3 separate regions of the Homo sapiens genome follow, and regions 2 and 3 are each linked to region 1. Evidence: chromatin loops called from intact Hi-C (ENCODE). Cell type or tissue: CD4-positive, alpha-beta T cell. All regions are shown on one strand.

What was found. Hi-C counts contacts between places; a loop is a spot of excess contacts. Peaks named below come from ENCODE experiments on the same cell type or tissue, not always from the same donor. Only the 100,000 strongest peaks of a DNase experiment are listed, where the experiment ranks them.
Region 2: a loop joins it to region 1, with 4 times the contacts of the local background. A loop is called at or near these places in 17 of 110 quality-filtered maps.
Region 3: a loop joins it to region 1, with 2.2 times the contacts of the local background. A loop is called at or near these places in 4 of 110 quality-filtered maps.

Annotation. Positions count from the first base shown.
Region 1 is chr6:45,415,279-45,423,278 of GRCh38, forward strand. It overlaps RUNX2 (RUNX family transcription factor 2), which reads left to right. Exons shown (of 9, transcript NM_001024630.4): 3 at 7,315-7,679. LOC124901324 (a long non-coding RNA gene) reads right to left here and starts at 6,938. Exons shown (of 2, transcript XR_007059602.1): 1 at 6,567-6,938; 2 at 5,801-6,381. In CD4-positive, alpha-beta T cell, a CTCF peak has its summit at 4,403; DNase peaks (open chromatin) are centred at 4,443, 5,553, 7,363, 7,713 and 2 weaker places; H3K4me3 peaks cover 3,848 bases; H3K27ac peaks cover 1,017 bases; H3K27me3 peaks cover 899 bases.
Region 2 is chr6:44,471,427-44,479,426 of GRCh38, forward strand. No RefSeq gene overlaps it. Among named protein-coding and RNA genes, the nearest start is that of MIR4642, 40 kb to the left of the region's middle. RefSeq lists an enhancer at 4,013-4,543. In CD4-positive, alpha-beta T cell, CTCF peaks have their summits at 4,436 (motif pointing right) and 4,635; a DNase peak (open chromatin) is centred at 4,455; H3K27me3 peaks cover 482 bases.
Region 3 is chr6:45,298,995-45,306,994 of GRCh38, forward strand. The region is part of intron 2 of SUPT3H (SPT3 homolog, SAGA and STAGA complex component); the gene reads right to left. Among named protein-coding and RNA genes, the nearest start is that of RUNX2, 25 kb to the right of the region's middle. In CD4-positive, alpha-beta T cell, no CTCF peak of the experiment used is centred here; no DNase peak of the experiment used is centred here.

The DNA of each region.
Region 1 (8,000 bases):
AATAACTCTAAAGAATACAGGAATAACAGCATCCACTACCCTCAGGGCTGAAATACAGCAACAAAGTAAGAGTCCTCCCCTCTTCTCAACCAAGGCTGAATCCAGACCCTGCACAGCCTTGGCTCCCTGGGTGGCAGAGAAGTTGTGCTAGTAGAGCTTGCTGCAGATCTGCTCTCTAGGGTGCTGGGGAAGGCTGTTCACACGGAGTTGCCTCACCAGAGCCACACTGCTACAAACAGCCCAGGAGGGGAGGGTGCTGGGGGAAACTTCTGGCTACCGGTGCTTCAGGAGCCTGGCACTGGAAAAGCTAGCTTTATTGCAGCAGCTGGGCTTTGGAGAAGATGTGGGTATGTATGCACTTCAGGAGCCAGGAGCTGGGAAATCTATATGTCCTGCACTGCAGAAACTGCTGTGTGAGCACAAGTTAACCAGGAAGCAAAACCCTTTCCTCCTGCAATGTCTTTCTAACGTCCCCACCGACAAAACATGATTGCCAACTGATAAAGAGAAATATTTAATGGATCCGGATTCATTTTCACAGAGCAGGTAAAAAAAGGTGAATTTGGAGCTGCAAGACAATAAACTGATAACTGGCACACCTAGGGAAGAAAAATGATCTGGAAGAAATATTGTCACTAATAGGAATATGAGTCAGGAAAAGATCCTGCCAATAACGAAGATAATTCAGGAGAATCATCTAATGTCAGAAAAGATGAGTCATTGCTTTTAGAAATTGATTATGACTAGATGGGAAGAAGAAATTGTTTTCTCTGAGAAAAGTCTAGTTTAGAAAAGCATGGGGAAAAACACTGAGAGAACGGTTTCTGAGTATGAAATCCAGAATAGCAAAAAACTTAGAATGGTGACTTATAATAACTGGCATCCCCTAGGATTGCAGCTAATAGAACCAAGTTGAACTCTTACTATTCTATTTTTTTCTGTTCTATTTTTTCTTACTTTGCTAGTTTGTAATTCAAATTTCTCACACTGTGCAAATGTTGATATTTTTAGTACTTTACTAGATGAACTGAGAGTATTATGATTTACATTTTTCACTTTGATGGCAGGGTGTAGGGAGGGGACAAATAATTGAAGTCACTGCCCTAATGCCTAAAGTGAAACTTTGGAACCTTGGGCAGTGAGATTAGAATAGGATAGCACCTTCCTTGGTGACTTAAAGGCAATATGTGAGCAGCTGGGTAAAGAATGGCTGAATTACTACAGGAAATCTTTAATTTTAGGGTGTTCTTAGAAGTTTCATCACAGACCTCTGTAAACTTTTATATATAACATTCCACTGCTGCTCAAAGATCACTGCTACTGCCATAGGACAATTGCCAACACCAAAATACCAGAAGGCTGATTTGAGAAAATTAGTTTTCTCTGACTCCTGGGTAATGAATTAGGCTCTTTTTAGAAATTACATTGGTTTCTTAAGGTAACTAGGGTGTCGTTTAGTAAGTTGGTATTTTAGTCAAACAAAATATATACCTCTTTAGTCAGTACCATGCCTGAAGAGTAATTACACAGATGCTCCATGAATGTGGTTCTGAAAGGTCATATGGCAAGTGTCAGCCTTTTTATGACAACACTGTACTCTCTTGTAAGTGCCTGAATATGGCCCTTGGGAATGCTAACTAAAACAACAAGGAAAGGTTTATGATGCTAAGTCCTCCACTACAAACATTTCATCTCTTGTTACAGCCATGCAAATTATTATAGGTCCATTGACAATGGGAAAAATTTACTGAGCTTAAAACAAATCAGACAGTATTTAACGGTATAAAAAGTTAAAATGGAAAAAATATGTCAAAAAGCTTTGGGATCACTTAAGTTACTAAGCTAACTGTCTGAAAACTGTATATAGGTCTTACGAATATATTGTATACTAGAAAATTATTGGTAAGCTCATTGAGTTTCTTGTGTAATCATGTGCAACACAGTTGGAATAAACCTACTAAAACCTTACCTATTTTTTATGTTCAGACTACATGAGAGTTTCTTCACTCTTCTTCATCTATGCAGTTAATGTGTTCCCACTATATTTTAAGGACAATGGAAAATGCTGACATATGGAGATGTGTAAGAAAATTGTTCTTAAGGAGCCTGTGAAAATGTACTCGCTCCTCATTCTTTTCTTTCTGTTTTGGCACCTCCAAAATTATTAAGTGAAAAATATTAATCTAATTAACAATTTATGCAGAAAAGAATAAGTTAAATGTTACGTTGTTCACTTTTAGAGAACTAATCTGAACCACATGCACACCCATTCCAGTATCTTTATAAAATATCTACTCTTTTCTGCTATCTCACTCCTCCATGGTCTTGCATCCCTTTCACTTTAGGGCAAGGGTTGGCAAACTTTTCTGTAAAAAGTCAGTAGATATTTTAGGCCTTGTGACTCGTACAGTGTCACAACTACCCAATTCTTCTGCTTTAGGTGAAGGCAGCTATAGATAATACACAAATGACTGACCATAGGTATATTCCAATAAAGCTTTATTTGTAGACACTGAAATTTGCATTGCATATCATTTTCATGTACTATGAATATTATTCTTTTAATTTTTCAACTATTTAAAAATGCAAAAAACATCTTTGAGAATTGTACAAAAACAGGCATTAGGCCAAATTTGTCCCATGGGCCATAGTATGACGACTCCTGGTCTAGTGGCAATGCTGCTTCTTCAAGGGCTGAGTAACCTTCTGTCAATCAGAGTCCAAACGAAAATTCTCCAAAGATCGTTCTGTTTATAAAGTTTTCCCATATGAGACATTCAAAGCTTTAGGGATCATCAATGTGCCCATAATTTTCCATTGGTTTTCCCACTTTAATAGCTGGTCCATTGAAAAATATTTTAAGATTTTACAGGGACTTATTCTACTTTTCATCATAAGTATATATAAAATAATGTATGGGGGTTAGAAAAGGAAACCAGGATAAAAGGCCTATGGGTTCTGTTCCCAGTCAGTTCTTTGACTGGATAAATAACCTGACTGCTTCACATCTCATTTTCTTTGTCTAGAAAGTCAGAATTGTCAGGTGTTGTTACTAAACAGTTATGTTAAATGTTAAAGGACATGGTAGGGAGTGGTGGGTGGGATTATGTTTGTATCTTCCAGAGTTGCCACATTTTCAGAAAAAAAGTGTATACTTTTTAGTGCCATCACATACAACTGAAAAGATGAATATTTCTGAAGAGAAATAGGGTGGGTGATTTGTTTCAAACATTTTGACGTAGAAAATCTAAACCCAAAGATGACATCAAGCAAACTATAGCACAAAATACACATATGTAAAACCTCATGGTTTTCCTATGTGCCTACGATTAACAGGAGAGGTTTGGTTTAGGGGTCTGTAAAAATGTTTTCTTTCTTTAAGCATAATGCTCAGAGCCAAGACATCATCAGCTCCAGGCTCAGTCAGTTCCAGTCGAAAGTGTGAATGTTCAGCAAAAGGATGTTTTTGAAAGGAGACTGAAAACCCACTGTGCCAGATACCTGAAACGTTGTTAGGGTATTCAGTGGAAAATTTCATTTCCACATTATAAATAACTGTAGGATATTTTAAGAGATCCAAGACTAGTAACTTCCAAGAGCTGCTTATATTAGTTCCACTGAAATGTGAAATGGAGGAAGGATACTGAGAAAGGCCATAAAGCTGAGTTACTAGATATGATTAATTAAAATAAATAATCTCACTATTGATTAAATTGCCCTTAAAATCCCCAACCACTGAGGACTGCATAGTTTGCTATCCACCAAATAAAACAAAGGACAAAACAGCGATGGAGAAAAAAGGAGGAAAAGTCCCCAAGGTAACTTCTTAAATTCAATTCTAGAATTTTTTATTTGGAAAGCCCCTCTGGTGGTCCATATTTGAAATATTAATTGTTTCTTATTGTCTTCAAAGTTCCAGGAATTCTCTGTTCTATGGACTTCCTGGGAGGAGGACAATCCCAGAGAAGGTGGCATATCACCCACCATGGTAGTTATGGAATTTTGGTGTCACTTTTACCATAGAAATAATCAATTCCCATAACTGCTTCCCCCCTTTGCAGCCCCCACAGATTTAAAAACAAAAAACGAGCCAGGGATCTCTGTTAGACAGTGGCACAACATGCCCAAAGTAAAACTAGCCCCCTAAAAAGAAAAAAAAAAGGCAGGAAAAAAAAGCCATGACTCTATGAGTGTGTATGTATTTATGTGTGTCTGCGTGTGGACTTGCAAGAGTGTGTGTCCGAGTGCACATGAGTGGACGTGTAAGGTAGGACAGCAATGGATGCAGTCTCTCTCTCTCTTTTTTGAGGCGAAAGCCTGGCTTCCCTTCCCGGATCGGCCGCCTGTGGGACTCGAGAGACCTGTGCACGCAGGGGACGCGGCGGTGCCCGGGGTTAGAGCTCTCCCCTGTGACCGAAAAGATAATTAAAAATCGCACGCGCAGGAGCCAGCTCAGCTCCTGGCTGCGCTTCCAGTTGGTCCGGTCTGGCTAAATGGGTTCTCGCACCCTGGCGGCGCCCGGGCTGGGAGGCCAGTAGGCCGGGCGCGAAGAGTAGGTTGGGGACCAGGTGTCATAGCCGGTGGCGCAGAATCGCTTCTCGGAGTCACCGAGGGTGGCAGTGGCAGGCGGCGGCTGTGGGGCGGGAGGGGCGCGGCTTGGGGCTAGTGTCTGTGGAGGGATTTGGGGAAGAGGCAGGAACGTGGAGAGAAACGTGGGAAAGGGAAAGACCGACGAGGGAGGCGTGGAGCAGTGCATGGAGGAAGGGCAGGTAAAAATAAAGCCCCAATTAGGAAGGACAGAGTAGTATCCCCTGAACTCCATCCTTACCCCTCGAGAGCGCACACCTGGCTACCCCGCACCCCCACCTCTGCTCCCGCGGTCTGGCAGACCCTCAGTCCCCCGCGCATCTCTTCAGCGGGGCGATCCCGAGTCACGCAACCACAGCCCCCCAAGCTCATCTTGTACTCGAAAGGGCTCCAGAGTCCGCGACTGGCACCAGGCCCCCATCTTCCGTGCCCCTCATGCTCTCAGAGCCCTTCCAGGCCCCTTCTAGGGCGCAGACCCGGGCGTGGGCTCAGCGAGTGGGAGCAAAGCTCTAAAACCAGACAGGGAGGGTCGTGGCAGGTCGCTACGAGGGTGAGGGAGGCGTTTGCACTGAGCAATAAAAACACCCAGTAATGGGTATGTGAATTGCTTTAAATAAGATGGGAGGGCGTGAGAGATGACCCAACCATCTTTCTTCCTTGATGCTTCGAGGGGGAGGCATTCTAATTCTTCATTTATTTTATAAAATCACTTGTTACTGTGTCAGCTACTCCACTAGGAATCTTTGAAACTTTGGCAACTGATGATTTTTTTCGCAAACACGTTTTCAAGCTTTGGAAGGCTTTAAAGAGTTTGGTAATAAGCAAGAAACGTAGTAGTACACAACGCCGAGGGTAAAACGGCCCTGTGCCCCCTTCTTGGGGTGTAATAGCCTCAAGCGGATTTCCCGGCTTCTGCGGGCGCAGCACATTGTTTTATTTGTTTTGAAGGCTCAGAGTTTGAGGCTGGTCGTAGACACCCACGTGCTCTGACTCTCATCAGCGTAATGATCGACTTAGCCAGAGTCGTGTCTATATAAACCACAAAAACCTAATCATTAGAAATCCCAGCCTCCAAAAACCACATTTTAGGTAAAAAGTGCCGCTTTTTTTCCGCGCTCCTTCATCCTCTCGACCACAACTTTTTGGGGGATCCAAAGTCGCTTTTTAAACCCACACTAGGAAATAAATACATAAATAAACAGCCACGGAAGCATTTTGAATTTTTTAGTTCGTATTTTTAATTTTTCCCCGTGAGCGCTGGGGAAGACAGACACGAAACTTAGTCTTAGATGTAGAATAGACTTAATAAAATATTTAAATTCATGGAAAACGGCTGGTGCTTTTCCCCAGCAAGGGTTTTGCAACTTATTTTAATCACAAAGCTGACAGTTTTTCAGTCCTTAAAACAAAAACAAACAAACAAACACCTCATTCTTGTTCTCTAGGAATGACAAGATTGAATATATAAGAAAAAAGAAATGTCCAGCTATGCACTTGAGTTCCTAAAAACTATTTTGACTAGATCTCCCTCCACCCCCCCTCCTCATTTTTTTTGTGTCACTTAAAACAAAAAACACCCAAACCCTGCAAAATCTTTTTCCCTTGGGAGTCGCTCAGACAGAGGTGGGGGTAGAGGTGGGAGGGTGAAGAGTGCTGAGAAGTCAGCACAGAGGCTCAAGAATTTTCTTTCCTCCTCTCCTGAAGTTACAACGAAAAATAGCGACAGTCAGATCAGCCGGGGGCTCTCTGGTGTCTCGGCTTCAATCTCTTCCTACAAAGAGGGGGTTCCTTGTCCTAGGGGTGGGGAGAGCAAGAGGACGCGACCTGGCGAGATTGCCCCTAGTCTGGGGCCGCCTCTAGGCTTCGGAAACTGCACACGGCGCGCGGGGGGCTCCTTCTCGCGGCCGGCTGGCGGCGGCAGCGGCTGCGATTCGCAGGCTCGAGATTCGTTGCCCCGAGATCCGCTGCCCACGACTTACCTCTTGGCACCTTGAAGCGCGAGAGACAGGGGAGCTTTGCAAATTGCAGGAGGGAGTGGATGCAAAGAGGTGGCTGTGAGAGGGCGAGAAGAAAAGAAGGGAAAGGAAGGAGCCTAGCCGGGGAGCCGGGCTGGCAGCCGCCGCGGGAGGAATCTGAGCGTGCAGCCCGCGCGGGGGGAGCGGCGGCCGCCGCGGAGGCGGCGGCGCGGGAGGGCGGAGGCGCGGCCGCCTGCAGCTGGGTAGCAGCGCGCGGCGCGGCGCGGCGGTGGCGGGCAGCGCGCGGCAATGCCGGCCCCGGGGCTGGACTGCTGAACCCACACCGCTTCACCACCGGACTCCAACTGGGAGGGGGCGCCAGCGCACCCAGGACGCGGTGCCCCAAGGGACCCCATTCCAAGCTGCAAACTCAAGTCCCCCGCCTCCCCAGGCCAAACACACCCCCGCGCCCGTTCGCAGCTGCCACCCCGGGTGTTCCAAAGACTCCGGCAAAGATCTGCGCCTCCCGGGTCTCCCTACCCGCCAGCCCGACTGCGCCGCATCGCCAGACTCTGTTGGCCCATCAGACTCCGCCCGGCAGTCGGCCTCATCAAACTTGATTTCTCACCTCCTCAGCCCCATCACCTCCATCCTCTTTCCCCCCGTCTCGCCTTCACCCCCCCAATTTCCTCCTTGCCCCTCATTTCCACCCTCCTCCCCCTCCCCCGGCCACTTCGCTAACTTGTGGCTGTTGTGATGCGTATTCCCGTAGATCCGAGCACCAGCCGGCGCTTCAGCCCCCCCTCCAGCAGCCTGCAGCCCGGCAAAATGAGCGACGTGAGCCCGGTGGTGGCTGCGCAACAGCAGCAGCAACAGCAGCAGCAGCAACAGCAGCAGCAGCAGCAGCAACAGCAGCAGCAGCAGCAGGAGGCGGCGGCGGCGGCTGCGGCGGCGGCGGCGGCTGCGGCGGCGGCAGCTGCAGTGCCCCGGTTGCGGCCGCCCCACGACAACCGCACCATGGTGGAGATCATCGCCGACCACCCGGCCGAACTCGTCCGCACCGACAGCCCCAACTTCCTGTGCTCGGTGCTGCCCTCGCACTGGCGCTGCAACAAGACCCTGCCCGTGGCCTTCAAGGTAAGAGGCTACACCGCCCCCCGCCCCCGGCCGGGAGCGGCGGAACCTGCCCGCCGGTGTCTTCCTGCCCACGGGGCTGGGCCCCGGACGTCCTCCAAGACCTCCTGCCTTGGCGGCTCTAACCCCAGAAACCCCCGGCCGGGCCTCCCTCCGGATGCCCTGGCGGGCTCGGGGCTCAGTCCCTCCGCGCAAATCCCTCCCTCTCCCACCTGTGCCCGCTGCCACCCCGACTTCAGCCCTAGTCCCCCTGACCCGTTCAGCACTCCTCATGCCTCCTGCCTGGCCTTGATTCTCACTCACTCCTTCGCGCCGTCTCCCTTT
Region 2 (8,000 bases), 940 kb before region 1:
GGATCAGAGATAATGTCAAATGAGATGATTCAGTGAGCAAAAGATAGCACGAGATATAAAATTACAAAATTACTTCACGCCTCTATCTTCGTGCTCCTTGTAAATGATAGCAAACTCCCTTTTCCCCACCCCATTTTTTCCTTTTACTTATCTAGTCTCCTCCATAGTTTGAACATTTTCAAAACTGTACAGTTCCTGCTTAAAGAAATGAACAGCTGCTGGTAGAATTTCAGGTGCAGACACTCAGTTGGACAGGTCATCGGGGCCGGAGGTCCTTCCCAGGGCTGGTCAGGCTGCTCTAGGTGGACAAGAGCGTGCCTCTGGGAAGTGAGAGGCCTGGTGCTGATAACCTAGTATCAGTGCAGTTGCAGACCGGTGTTGGCGTTGGCCGGGAAGGAGGGCAGCGGCGTGGCTTGAGGTCATGGAGGACGCGCAGGGCAGGCTTGAAGCTGGAGGGACATACTTTGCATACCAATTCCTTTTCTGGATCCTGTTAGTGGTGAAACTCCGAGTGTCCTTGTCACTGATGGCATGGTACAGACCACCTGGTCAGGGGACAGCCCTTGCATTATGTTTCCAGGGGGGTTCAGAAGCCTTAACACTTTCTTTGGAAGATCTCTCTGCCATTGCCCCTGATAGGATAGATCAGCTGCTCTGTGGCTTGCTTTTCCTGACATCTCTCCTTTGGCCTCCTCCACCTGGCACCACCACCTCCTTTCCTCTTCCTGATGGGCTTCTAGAAACCTTCAAAGATTATTCCTCCTGCAGCATTTATATTTTAAAAGGAGACAGTGGAGCAGACACTCTAACTCAAATAGTAAAATGAAAACTATGCTGTAACACGCACCTACTGGGTATCAGGAGCTTGCACAAGTGTTGCTCATTTAATCTTCACTACAACCCTGCAAGGTTTTGCTTCCCTAGTTAACAGATAGGAAAGTGGAGGCCTGGGGGTTTAGGGAGGTACAGTCAAGCAGTCAAGTTCACAGAGCTGGAGGCTTTCTGGTGGGGCTGGACTTGAATACACTTTTGGTAGAGTCTCAGTCCCTAGGCCCCTCCTCATGACATCGCCCCCTCCCCTCCCATCCTGCTTCAGGGCCTGGGCCCAGAGCCCACACGGGAGCCAGGACCCTTGCTCCTTGCCCGTGCCTAGGCTGCCGTGGGTGGCAGAGGAAGGGCTCTCTGGTCCAGACTACCCTTCTGTGACTTGAACAGGAAAAGACAAAGGTCCCATTTTAGAGCTGCAGCCTGTTTCCATGTCTCTAGTTGCTGAACCACCAGGAGGAAAAGCATTTGAGGTATTTCCATGGGAAATGGTAGCCAACAAAAGCGCCGTTGGGTGGTATTCTAGTTAATTGCAGGAAGGCGGGCAGCCCTCCAGGATATTACCTTTCTTAGGCTGGAAAGTGTTTCTTTGAAAAACGTTTTGGTTCAGCCGAGGCCTCCTAAGTTTTTGCAGATTTGCTTGTTCGTAACTATGAAGAGAGTCACCAAGTCGGTCCTTTGGGGGGCGGGGTGGGGGTAAGGTGAAGGCAGCATCGCTGGGAGGAAACTACTCCGATGACAACTTTTTGCTAAATGGTGGCTGGAAAACACTGGATTATATTTCCCCCGGTACAAATTCCTAAAGGGGGCCAATCCCCCGAGGCCGGCCTCCCCCAGACAGAAACAGAATCTGTGACCCTGAATGAAATGTCTCATGCCCCTGTGAAGGGGAGAGGGCAGGAAATGAAGAGAAGTGATCTCTCTTTTTAAACACACTTTTTTTTTTTAAACACTGAAAAGAAAAGCATTTGCAAAGGTGCATGAATCCAAGTGTGTTGCTCCTGACACATCGGTTTTGCATGTGCTTTTGCCTTTTCAGAATGTTTTCACTTCCTGGCAGCCTTGGGAGGTGAGCAAGGCCTCCATCCATCTCTGCACCTGAGAGATGAGGACGCTGAAGTTAAATGGCTTACCCCGCAGGTCATCCCACTGGTAAGACACGGAGCTGGTGCATTCGATCAGTCTGTCGCGGCCACATATTCCTGGGCACCTCTTCTGTGCCCAGCCCAGGGCTGTGAAAAGGACATTGAGGTGGCCGCTGTCTAGCTGTGGATACACATGCCTCATTTAAGTAGAATGGTACAGAGCAGCCCAGCATGAGGTACGGTCCTTCAACTTGAAGCTGACCTGGAGCTCTGTGCAGCCATTGCCGCAAGTGGGTTGGAGTAGGGGGCAGGCTAACTTCTTGAAGGAGGCGTGAACAGCTGCTGAGACTGCGGACCCCTGAATGGTGCTCTTTCCACCAGGACCTCACTGAAATCTAGGTGCTGTTCCCCAAATGGAACATTTTAATTACTGCTGCCGATGACACGTTTTATATCTGCTAGTTGTTATAAATGCAAATATAGAGAAATAGGAAGTAAAAGATCCAAGTGTCATTTCCCCTACTCCTGGCAACCGCAGTTGGCCCCCAACCCAAGATGAACACAGTTGGATATGTTGGGGTGTCTCTTTTGGACATTCTCATATGCATACAAGCTGTCTGGGCCTGTACCCTGGCTGCCTCCTCCACCGTACTCTCTGCGCAGAAGCTGACCGGTGTGCACTGCATCAAAGGGCTCAGCCTCTGCAAGGGACAGGAGGTGTGGCTAGGATATTCCTGTCGCTGGCTCCCTCTGTGCCAGGTCAGACCTTGTGGTCAGAGGGATGGTGGCAAACTCCGTTGTCAGAGGGATGGTGGCAGACCCCGTTGTCAGAGGGCTGGTGGCAGACCCCGTGGTCAGAAGGCTGGTGGCAGATCCTGGGGTCAGAGGGCTGGTGGCAGACCCCGGGGTCAGAGGGCTGGTGGCAGACCCCGGGGTCAGAGGGCTGGTGGCAGACCCCGTGGTCAGAAGGCTGGTGGCAGATCCTGGTGTCAGAGGGCTGGTGGCAGACCCCGGGGTCAGAGGGCTGGTGGCAGATCCTGGGGTCAGAGGGCTGGCGGCAGCCCTCATGGTCAGGGGACTAGTCGCAGCAGCCCTCATGGTCAGGGGACTAGTGGCGGCCCTCTGCTGGGAGTCGTAGCTCCTGTCAGGTGGCCCCTTCACACATTTTCCCTCTCTGGATTCCCATAATGACCTCTTCCCTTTACCCTTCAGCCCTGCGGATGGTTACTGGCCCTTCTTCCCTTGTTGATTTCCTTAAACCCTATAAGTAAACTCTTTTCAAGTCACCTCACCCCATGTTTTTCAGAATCTTGACTGAGAATAAGCACATATATTGTTTTGTAATCTGTGTGTGTGTGTGTGTGTGTGTGTGTGTGTAAAAAGGAGTTATTATATATAAATATCCTGTAAAGTCATGAAGTCCTGGGGGCCTCAGATAAACCCTTAGAAGGATGTTACTGCATCACCCCGTTATTGATTAGGAAACAGAGGCTCAGAGAGGGTGAGTAATCTGCTCACAGTCACCAAATAAACAGAGGAGTGGCCATTCTAAGGCCAGTGTGCTATTTTACAGCATTCCAGTGGGTGGGTATAGATTATTCATGTAATCAGTCCCCCTATGGATAAACATTTAATGTTGTATTCAGTTTTTCTCCTTGATATCAAGGCATCCCCAAACACAATACATGATTTCTTCTGGAAGCCTGAAGCAGGCACAGAGCAGTGGGAGGCACAGAGGGTGAGGCTGAGCCAGCTGTCAGATCTGGGACAAGCCGTTCTGCTTCTCTCAGCCTCGATTTCCCCAGATGTCTACTAGGAAGAGCATAGACCTTTGGACTTTGAGGCATGTGAGAGCCTGAGATTCTGCTGAGGCCTCGTTTTTAAATAGCTGCTCGTCTGAGGCTGGAGTGTGGGCAGTGATCAGCTGGCTACCAGGGAGGTGGCTGACGACAGGGTCCCCTTGTCCCCATAAGACTTTTATGGTACCACCTTTCAGGCATGTCCCATCCTGCTCATGAGCTGCAGAGACATTTGCTTCTGGAGGAAGCACTGAAGAGAAAACCAGCTATTAGTACTAGGATTGAAACAAAGAGAAAATGAAGATTCTGAGAAAGTGACTGTTCTTAGAATCAAGAAGTGTTATGGGGGAAACGATGTGTTCTTGGAGCATTTAGGGGAGGAAATAGGTAAATCCAGGAGAGGGTGCTTGCCACTGCAAGCTGGTCTAGCTCCCTGCACCCTCAGCTCTGTCCAGGAACCCTCTTCCTCCAAGTTCTTGAAGGCTGTGCGGGGCCCAGGCTCCAAAGAGGACAGATGCAGAGGCCACTTGTCCTCCCCTCCCCAAGGACCCAGAGCCCGCAGCTCCAGCAGCATCTCCAGCCAGCTGCCTGTCTGTAGCCGACGCCCCCCAGGGCTGCAGGGTTGGGCGAACTGGCCTCTCCTGTGCGGCTGACCAGGTCCCCCGAGCTTCCTTAGGGTTGCAGGCAAGGAGGCTCCCGCAGGGAATCTGGAGCAAGGTGCATCCGGCGGCCAGCAGGTGTCACTGCTGCCCCAGAGACGGCCGGCCACGGGCTGTGGCGACACGGTGAGCTGGAACAAACCGCTTTGTTCCTGCTTCACAGGCTTTACCTTACAGCAGGGTTAGGAGCCTGTTTACCTGCACTTCTGCCCAAGGAAAGGAGTAAAAGCCCTTCTCCTCCTTCCCTCCAGAGGACCCCATGGAGGCCTGCTGGGCTGCGCCCCCCTCACTGGCCTGGCCAGGGCGTGTGGGAGCACCCAGCAGCTGGGGCTCCTGGGCACCCACTGCCTGCCGGGCTTTGCCCTGGGAGCTGTGGGGCCCACAGCCCTATGGACTTCATACTTCTGCAGGGGCATGGGGCAACTTGAAGGGGTGTTGGTAGGTGTTACAAAGCGAGGCCCAGCCTGGGTCTGGCACGGTGAATCCTCCTTCCTGGCCGCCTCTCCTCACTCCGAAGGCTTCGCGGATGGTCTTGCTCCAGGTTGTCAGTTGCTCCTCTGAGTGGTGGGTGAAGAGGAAGCGGCTCCCGTGTGTGGGGCTGTAGGCGGACCAGCTGTTCTAGTTTGCTCATCACTGAGGAGTTCCTGGATGCACAGCTTTGGTGCTAAACTCAGAAAATCCTGGGCAACCCAACGAGTTGGTCATTCGGGCCAGGTACCAGCCACTTTTCAGACATCACTTTGCCTAACGCACATTGTTGGTCGTGTTGTCTCCCCATTGTAAAGAGAAACTAAGGTTGGAAAAGGCTAAACAAGCTGCCCAAACTCTCTGGATGGGGAGGGAAGAGTGGACATTTGAATTTAGGACCACCTGACCTGTGCTGTTTCTCCTGGATGCCTCTGAGGTTGAGAGATGAGAAGTGGCATTCACAGGCGTGAATCCGTGATGCCCAAATGGTAGGCAGCTGTGGGCCACGGGCATGGACAATTATGCTGTGTGCTGTGGTGGTCGCCTGAACTGGGGCAGCAGCCCAGGAGTCCCTTGAGGGCATGGAGGTCTGAGGGGAGCAGCGCATCAGAAACAAGGGTGTGGGGACTTTTAGGACCCCATGGTCAGAGCACAGGTAGCAGAAAAGCACACACTGGGCCAGGCCGAGGGGGCACAGCCAGGCTGACAGGGCCTGGAAGGGAGATACCACCGCCAAGAAGGTCCCGATACCTGCACGTGCCTCCTCCACAGCCCAGACGCTTATCTAAAATATCTTTTAGGACAAGAACCAAACCCCTAAGCCTGGTGAGCCGAGGACCTGGCGGTGTCTGGCTGGCCGGGGTGGGGGCTATGTAGGCAGAAGCAGATGCTGGTGGAAGTTCACCCAGGCCCCCTTTGCCAGGTGGCCAGGGACAGCATCGGCCACTTCCACAGGGGGCCATGAAATGGTGTCAGCTTCTGACAGATGCTGGATGGACATTCAGCCTAAGCATGGAAGCCAAAATGAAAGAATTCGCCAGGTCCTCAATTCATTGGGTAAAATCAGCTCTTGTAGCAGCCAGGCAGCTGGCAGGCTAGATGCTGTGCTCAGGGCTACTATTACAGAGAGAAGCCCCAGCCCTCCAGGGCCTGTGGAAGAAAGCAACCAGCCCAGCAGCAGACAGGCCTTTCTGCAAGTCACTGCAGCGAGGATGAGTGACAAGCTTATCAAGACGGCTGGTCAAGGCACCAAATGCCTCCTCCTAGGATCTGCACATGTCTGCTGGGCAAGGCTGCTGCTCCCTTGACAGGGAGAATTAGGAAAAAGAGCCCTCTCTGGATGGGCACAGCCTTCAGCAGCACAGCTTTGCAAGTGGAGTTCAGTCCCCGCTAACCCTCTTAGCTGGACACATTTGTGCAGTGCATAAACTGCACAACTGTACATGATGGTCCTGCCAGCAGAGGCTGTTTGTATCAAGGACTGATAACTCTTTTGCAGGCGGGAAGCAGGAGGTACCTGAGACCTGGGTGATGCCCTCCCCATCTGGTCCCTTCTGTGCTCAGAGTGGTCAACTCTTCCTAGGAAGCATCCAGGAGAAGCTATACAGGAGGATAAGGAGGAGGACAAGTGCATTGCGTGAAGAAATGTAACGTGCAAATGCACAGGGGCATAAAACTTCCCCATTGACTAGAGAGTAGGGTGCAAGGTGGGGACAGCAGGAGATGAGGTGGGCAGGGGCCAGAGTTAAAGGCCTGGTCTTCTGTAGGCTGTTCTGTATTTGAGGCTCAGGGAGCTATCTATGTGCCAGGCTGGAGGGAAGAGGGCAGCAAGGGAGAGCCAGGTGGGAGGTAACCTTCCTTTTCGTAGGCTCCTCTAGAGGCTTATTTCCATACCACATCAATGATATTCCCAGAAGCCTCCAGCAATAGTTCTGAGCTCTGTCTTCTGCCCATTGTGCCAGCTTCTGCTGGGAATCTTGGAAACAGAAGTTGGAGCCTTACTCTTAAGCAGAAATGCCAAGGCTAAAAAGGGAAGTCATGACCACACACATGTGTCTGCTGGGACTAACTGGGGACAGAGGGTGCAGTGGGGGGTTGGGAAGAGTAAGCCGCTGCCACTGTGCTTGGGGTGGTCTGGGAGGACTTCTCATACCGTGCCCACTGCTTGTGCACACCTGGGTATGAGCACAGTCTCCACCCCTGACTGAGGCACTGGATGAATCACACCCCCTCCCTTAGTTCCTCCACCTGCAAAAGGGTATAGCAGCCCCCACCCACCCAGGGCCCAGGGCGTAAACTGCCCCAATGCCTTGATTATTTACTCTTCCTCCTGGTGGGTGGCAGCATCTGAGGGGCCAAGTCTTGCCTCACCCACGTGTGCAAGAGTACAGATCGAGGTTTGATTTGCCAAAAAATTTAACTATTTTCTTTTCCTCTTAAGTTCTGGTTTCTCCTTTTGGGAGGTGCAGGAAAGAGGCTGGAAAGGGCCCCCTTGACTGCTGCTGATTGGGAAGGGATGGGAGTGTGTGGACAATGGCTGGTGGGCCAGGCTGGCCGTGTCCCAGGGGCCAAGCCCCATGCTGGGCTGTTCTAACAAGAACTTGAACTGAACCGAACCATGACCCCCAAATTGGAAAACACTGCCCTGATTCACTGAACCCGAAACCGAATCCAAGTATTATTATTTTTTGACTGAACTCTGAATTGAACTAATGTTTTTTCTTAAATACCTACCAAACCAGTTCGAACTAGACACAAACATATGTGTTTTCTGAAACTATTGAACCTGAACTTCAAAATAATCTCCTATCCGAGGGCAAAGTGAGACTTTATTTACTTGAGAGTGTTCTGTTCACAGCAGGCCAATAAAGCCTCCTTTATGGCAGAAGTAGCTTTCATTTGTTCAGCGCTTTCGTTTTACTTCTCATTTTTAAAAACCGGGGTGTAATTTACATACAGTGGAATGCATTGATCTTAAATGTATAGCTTGATCAATTTTGACAACACATATGCCAGAGGAACTCGGAGGAACCCCAGTCAAGATCTAGTGCCTTTATGTTCAGCCCAGAGGGTTCCCTCTGCCCCTCTCCCAGGCCATTCCCACCCCCACCAAACAACCACTGTTCTGACTTTGGTCTCCTTTTGCTTCTCGTTTGAGGCTTCTG
Region 3 (8,000 bases), 120 kb before region 1:
AAAACCACGTAAATGCAAAGTTTAAAAAACATCAAAATAAATTAAAATGTTTTGTAGAATTACATGAAGTGCCCAGGAGCAGTGGTCACACCTATAATCCTAACACTTTGGGAGGCCAAGGCAGGTGGATCATTTGAGGTCAGGAGTTCGAAACCAGTCTGGCCAACATGGTGACACCCCATCTCTACTGAAAGTACAAAAAAAAAAAATTAGCCGGATGTGATGGCAGGGGCCTGTTGTCCCAGCTACTTGGATCACTTGAACCCAGGAGGCAGAGGTTGCAGTAAGCTGAGATTGCGCCACTGCACTCCAGCTTGGGCAACACAGCAAGACTCTGCCTCAAAAAAAAAAAAAAGAATTGTATGAAGTAATGATCTTAAACTGATGACTATGTTAAAAACAAAAGCAGTAATATAAGATATGTGTCCCCTTTAACAAAAGAAATCTTAACTGAAGATTGAAGATTAGAGATTTTAATTCATATGCACACACAAAAATGTGTAATATAAGTAAAAGTTCAATTTTATTTATCTTTTTATGAAAATGCTGTAATATCCACAAGGAGGAATACTGTACACAGTCATTAAAAATCACACTACAGAGATTTTTTAGTCAATTCAGAAAACAAATTTTAATGGTAGCTAAAAAAATTAACAAGCCTATAATCCCAACACTTTGGGGAGGCTGAGGAAGGAAGATCACTTAAGCCAAGGAGTTTCAGACCAGCCTGGGCAACACAGTGAGACCCCGGCTCTGCCAAAAAAAAAAAAAAATTAATTAATTAACAGTATCATGTACATATATATACATCTCAAATACATACAAAAGTAGACTGATTTAAAATTTTTATCTATAGGAAAAATGTTTTTATGTTCTTTTTATTGTCCAACATTTTGTCATTTTTCTTAGTGGTAAGTATATAACATGACTTTTATATGCGTATTATATATGTGAATATATATATATATGTGTGCACACACACACACAACAAAACATATCAATGGGAAATTCTGGCATAAGTGGCCCTTTAATTAATAGCAGGCACTGAAAATGAAACTGAGCCCCAATTATCTTTTCTTACACTGAAACTATGTCAAGAATAACATCTCTCAAATGTAAAAAGGGACAACCAAAAGCTTAATACTGTATACTTCTATTAGACTGCCCAATAGTTAATCACAACTGAATTTTATTATTTTCTTTCTATGCAAGTCTTATAAAACCAAAGATAGAACAAATCTTTTAAATCCGATTTCAGTTTGAATCGTACATCACAAGTAAAGGCATCTATACAGTGCTTTGTAATACGCCAAAAGTTTTCTCTCACAAGTTGATTCTCACAATAATGTTAAGAGGAGAGTTAGTTCAATTTGAAAGAAGAGTATCCACAGCCACTAGAATGACCCTCAAAATAAAATTGGAAAATAACAAGCATTGGTGAGCATGTGGAGAATCAAAATACTAATACTTCAAAATTGCTGGTAGAAATATAAAACTACATGGCCCTTTTGGAAAACAGCTGGCAAGTACTTCAGTGAGTTAAATTACCATATGATGAGATAATTCTACTCCTTGGTGTTACCAGTGGCTGCTTAGGGGCTGGAAGATAGGAAGCGACGGCTTAATGGGTTTGGAGTTATCCTATGGGTTGATGAAAAAGTTCTGAAAAGAGATAGTGGTGACAGTTGCACAACATTGGGAATATACTTAATGCCACTGAATTGTATACTTTAAAATGGTGAAAACTGTACATTTTAAATTATGTATACCTGATCGCAGATTTTTTAAAGGGCTGGGGAAAGTGGGGGTGGGTGTTAGGTCAAGTCCCTGAGAGGCAAAACCTAAGAACTCTGTGCACATGATTGAGGAACTGCTCTTAGTAAAAAATTTAAAGAAGTGAATGAGGCAACAAAACTGTGGGTTCAGCTAAAGACTAGCCTCAACCTGATCTCAGAGTGAGCTCTGGAGTCTAACTGGCACCAGGGAGATGTCACATATTGAGACAAAGACAAGGCCTTATACCCTTATATCAACCAGTCATTGACTACAAGTCACCTACCTACCCCCTGGGAAAGTGGGAAGCTTAAGATCTCTGGGGTTTCTGGGCAGGCAGGTCCTGGCAATTCTGTGGCACTAGTGAGAACTGAGAGCTGTAAGTCACCAACACTATGGGTGAGGGATAGGTAAATAAACCATCCAGATAAAAAGGGACTGGATGGGGTACTAACAGCATCTACTGCAACGAGAAAAAGGAAGCTTACAAAAACTGAGTGACTTATCTGGAAACACAGAGCAGGTACAATTGGAACTTGAAACTTATTCTCTTTACCTTATAACTCATGCTCTTTTCCATTCCAGCTTTATATAATTTCAACCTATTAAAACATAATGGGAAGTTCTCTTTTTTCTATTCATTAGCCCTTTAAGTTTTTCCCCTTATTCTTTTTAGTTTAGGGTTTTTCTCTTATTGTTTTGGGTCTTTTTGGTGCAGGCAGGGGTTGAGGATAATTGCTTCATCTCTGCTTGAAATGACCTTTGCCATCAGTTCTCCCTCCTGGCAATCTCCTAGTTAATGTTACATCACCTTACAGAAGTGGTTCTTCTAATTTATGTCCCTAAAAATCCTGTTTATAGCTATGATTTGTATTATTTCATATGTATCATGTGTGCAAGACTGTTTACTCTTAACATTGTCAAATACTTGAAAGCAAGGATCATTTTAGTTTATCAATCTTTATATTATCGGTATGTGGCACCTAATGGGAATTTGAAAATAGTTTGTTGAATTAAGCTGTACTTTGTTTTAATATAACTAGAAAAGAGCCAAAGGTACAGTATTTTTTTAACTTTGTATCTTTCAGTGTCCTTTAGCAAGTGGATTTGATTTGTTAAAGTTTATGGCAAGTCACTGTTTTAGACTAGCCTCCCACACTAAACTTTAGCAGACAAAACCAAACCAAAATGGAATCACTCCTGTTAAGTGCCAAGTAAATGAACTGAATTTTGAGATGGGCCAGTTTTCCACAGCAACCAATGAGGCCCAGTTTACCTGGAGCCAGCATGATAAGGAAGTCCCCTCTGCGTCAATTGTATGAGGGAAGTAACTTTTTAAATAAATTTATTTCCATAGGCTTTGCGGGGGAAAGGTGGTATTTGGTCACATGAGTAAGTTTTTTAGTGGTGATTTGTGAGATTATGATGCTCCCATCATGCAAGCAGTATACACTGAACCCAATTTGTAGTCTTTTATCCCTCACCCCCTTCCCACCCTTTTCCCCAAGTCCCCAAAGTCCATTACATAATTCTTATGCCTTTGCATCCTCATAGCTTAGCTCCCCCTTATGAGTGAGAATATACAATGTTTGGTTTTCCATTCCTGAGTTACTTCATTTAGAATAATAGTCTCCAGTTCCATCCAGGTGCTGTGAATGCCATTAGTTCCTTTTTATGGCTGAGTAGTATTCCATATATACATATATATATATATGGAATATATAATATATAATGAAGTATCTCAGGAATATATATATATATATATATATATATATATATATATATATATGCATGCCACAATTTATTTATCTACTTATTGATTGATGGGCATTTGGGCTGGTTCCATATTTTTGCAATTGCAAATTGTACTGCTGTAAACATGTGTGTGCAACTATCTTTTCTGTATAGCAACTTCTTTTCCTCTGGGTAGATACCCAGGATTGGGATTGTTGGATCAAATAGTAGTTCCATTTTTAGTTCTTTAAGGAATCTCCACACTGTTTTCCAAAGTGGTTGTACTAGTTTACATTCCCAACAGCAGTATATAAGTGTTGCCTTTTCACCACATCCATGGCACCATCTATTAATTTTTTATTTTTTGATTATGGCCATTCTCGCAGGAGTATAGTGGTATTGCATTGGGTTTTGGTTTAAATAGGCACAGGACCAATGGAACAGAAGAGAGAAGCCAGAAATAAACCCAAATACTTACAGTCAACTGATCTTCAACAAACGAAACATAAAGCGGGGAAAGGATACCCTATTGAACAAATGGTGTTGGGATAACTGGCAAGCCACATAAAGGAGAGTGAAACTGGATCCTTATCTCTCACCTTATACAAAAATCAACTCAAGATGGATCAAGGACTTAAATATAAAACCTGAAACTATAAAAATACTCAAAGATAACATCAGAAAAACCCTTCTAGACCCTGGCTTAGGCAAAGACTTCATGACCAAGAACCCAAAAGCAAATATAACAAAAACAAAGACAAATAGGTGGGACTTAATTAAACTAAAGAGCTTCTGCACAGCAAAAGGATATAAACAGCAGAGTAAACAGACAACCCACAGAGTGGGAGAAAATCTTCGCAAGCTATACATCCGACAAAGGACTAATATCCAGAATCTACAAGGAACTCAAGCAAATTAGCAACAAAAAAGCAAACAATCCCATCAAAAAGTGGGCTAAGGACATGAACAATTTTCAAAAGAAGATAGAGAAATGGCCAACAAACATATGAAAAAATGCTTAACATCACTAAGGAAAGTAACTTTGAAACAACCAATTTGCTTTTTGTTTCTCGTTTCTGTTTTCTTCAGCCATTTTTGGCCTATAAAGCCAACTATCTCTGCTCAGTCCATTCTATTTAATAGAATGAGATGTTGCCTGATTCTAGAAGTAAAAAAAAAAAAAAAAAAAAAGAAACAAACAAAAAAAGCCAGGCCGGGCACAGTGGCTCATGCCTGTAATCCCAGCACTTTGGGAGGCCAAGGTGGGCGGATCACGAGGTCAGGAGTTCAAGACCAGCCTGGCCAATATGGTGAAACCTCATATCTAATAAAAATACAAAAATTAGCTGGGCATAGTGGTGCGCGCCTGTAGTCCCAGCTACTCGGGAAGCTGAGGCAAAAGAATTGCTTGAACCCAGGAGGGGGAGGTTGCACCACTGCACTCCAGCCTGGGCGACAGAGCAAGACTCTGTCTCAAAAAAAAAAAAAACCAAAGCCAATTAAATCTTTAAATTAAATTTGTTGTACTTCTCTTTTAATAGACTATATACTGTAGAAAGCTAAATATGTTGGCAGATGAGAACTAAGTACTAGTATACTACAGATCAGGATCAGTAAGAGTTAGTCACTCTCACAAAGTGGATGCTTTATAAATGGAAAAATAATATACTTTTTATCTATTTAAATGTGTAAACAGCAATATCTAATAATTATATTTCACTTAAAATATATTAAAAGACATTTAAAACTGCTTTATACAGGAAAATATTACAGATAAAAGTTACTAATCTCTACCCATCCATCCAAATTATAGAGGTCTAATTTTGAAAATCAATTTAGCAGAGGAATGTTACTTAATTTAAAGGAAAAATCACTTTGATAATTATGCTCAAAGACACACCTCAATGAAACCATCCAAAAAACTAAATATGTAATAAATTTTTCCACTATTTTATCGTTATGTTTGGCATTAATGATACCACTTAGTATTCTACTGCTCTACAAGGCTAGTATCATTTTCTAAAACTAAACAGACTGTTAGCAGAAGTTATTTCAAAGCTATACAAACAGACCTCAGAAAGTTTCTGTTAAATTTTTTTTCCTAAAAAGAAAGGTCAAAGAGGAAGAAGTTATTAGGAATACAGGGTGAGAAAATAAAAGAAGTAGTATTCAAAACAAAACCAAAAATACGAATAGAAAAGAATGGCTTCAATGATTTTTTTCCAGTTGCTTATCCTCGCAAAGTAACCATTTAATGGGTAAGAATGCCAAAAATATCTTAGAAAATGCACAATGCCATTATACCTAGATTCTTTTTAAGCACCAATGGCCATCATCAGTCAATAATGTACTTAAAATGAAAACCCACTTGAGCACTAAAAGAACACAAATAGAAGAAATCAACAGCCTGAAACGTTTATTTTTACAAACAGTTGATTACAGAAACCCAACTCAAGAACACCATGGCCTGATCTTCTTTTTGAATACATAATGTATCCAATAGGAATCACAGAGGAATAGGCATTTTCTTCACGCTTTTATATTTGCTTATTCGTTTGCTTTTCAAAGAAAAGTATTATTTTCATGAGGCATAAATTCCAGAGAATGACATGGCTAATTATAGTTTGTAGAACTTTTTAATCTAAGCCATTAGACTCCCTGAACTACCTCAAACGAAAAACATCGGCTTTTAGCTCTAAATCTAAATGAATTGTTTCCATATTACCGGAACATAACTCGTTTCATCTCACCACCTGTATTACATAATATCATGGTCTTTTCATACCAACTCCAATATAACTACAATATTTATTGCTTCCGCTATACCTACTGCATTTTATGATTCAGTGTTATTACACATATAAAATGAATGGTCGTGTTTTGAAATTTTCAAGAAGTTACAAAAGTCTTTTCACAAATACATCTACATAAATTCAGCTAGATTATTCTAATAACATTTGACAAAATGTTCCTTCCACCAACTTGTTTGTTTATAAATTAAATTACATGCACAAAACTAATTTTCAACCAGTTTTCAGAGTTCCCTTTCTTTATGTGGTTTTAGTTCATTCAAGCCCTCAGCATTGTTCACTACAAAATCCTTCTGGTCCCTTCTAATATACACTATATACCACATTGCTATTAGATGATTCAAAACCATACATCATGTAACTCCTTGCCTTAAAAATCCAATAATGGAAATGACATCACCAACGACAGAGTAGAAGCCACTATCTTTCCCAACTCCACACCTGCCCCAACCCCAGAACTGCAGTCATTCTACAAATAACCCACTCCAAGCCCAGGCAATGTGGCTGCACTGGGCCCACATTTCAGATATCTGAGCCATCACCTTAGTGAGCAACTTCATATTCCCTGGGCTAAAAGCCAAGCCCTCACTGCTCATGCTTGTACTCCAAGTACCAAACCAGCTATCACACAGAGCTAGGCCCCACGTCTACCTAGGAGCCTCTCTAATTCTGCATATACCTGTACTCCCAATTCTCATCTCCACTGATGTGTTCACAAGCCTCCAGGCATCACATACTGCTGCCAACATGGCAGGTGAGGTGCCTACATGATACATATCAGTGCCATTATGGACCCAGATGCCAGAGCCATACTCCCTCCACAAGTACCCAGGCTTCAGGTCTCAACTCCAAGGCCACATCACAGGCAACACACATCACAAACTAGTACCACTGCTATTTCAAGCAAGTCCACAAGCCATACCCAGTACCAAAACGAATCCATGCTCAGCCACAACTTCCCTGTTAGGAGTAAAAGAGATCACAAGGACCTTAGCAGCCATTGTCACCAAAGACCCCAACAACCCTTGCTGCCACCACAGACATCAGTATTAGCCACTGAGGATTCACACTATTGGCCACTGAGCATCCCTCCAATCTTGGTCTAAAATCAACCTCGGCTGGCAGAGCTACACAGATTACCCAGCTTGAACCCTCACTGGTGCCAGAACTGTTGTACCCTAACCAACAAGCGCCCTCATAAGGTGAAGGTCTTTCCATAGCAAAACTAGCCCAAAAAGTCTGCAAGGGGTGACTACTCCACCAAATGCTCAGACATCAACATAATGCAACAAGAACCATGAAAAACCAAGGAGACAAAACACCACCAAAAGAATACAATCGGGCGGTTCCAAGATGGCCGAATAGGAACAGCTCCAGTCTACAGCTCCCAGCATGAGCGACACAGAAGACGGGTGATTTCTGCATTTCCAACTGAGGTACCGGGTTCATCTCACTGAGGCTTGTCAGACAGTGGGTGCAGGACAGTGGGTGCAGCCCACTGAGCGTGAGCCAAAGCAGGGCGAGGCATCGCCTCACCCTGGAAGTGCAAGGGGTCAGGGAATTCCCTTTCATGGCCAAGCAAAGCTGGAAAATCAGGTCACTCCCACCCTAACACTGCGCTTTTCCAATGATCTTAGCAAACGGCACACAGGAGATTATATCCCGCACCTGGCTCAGAAGGTC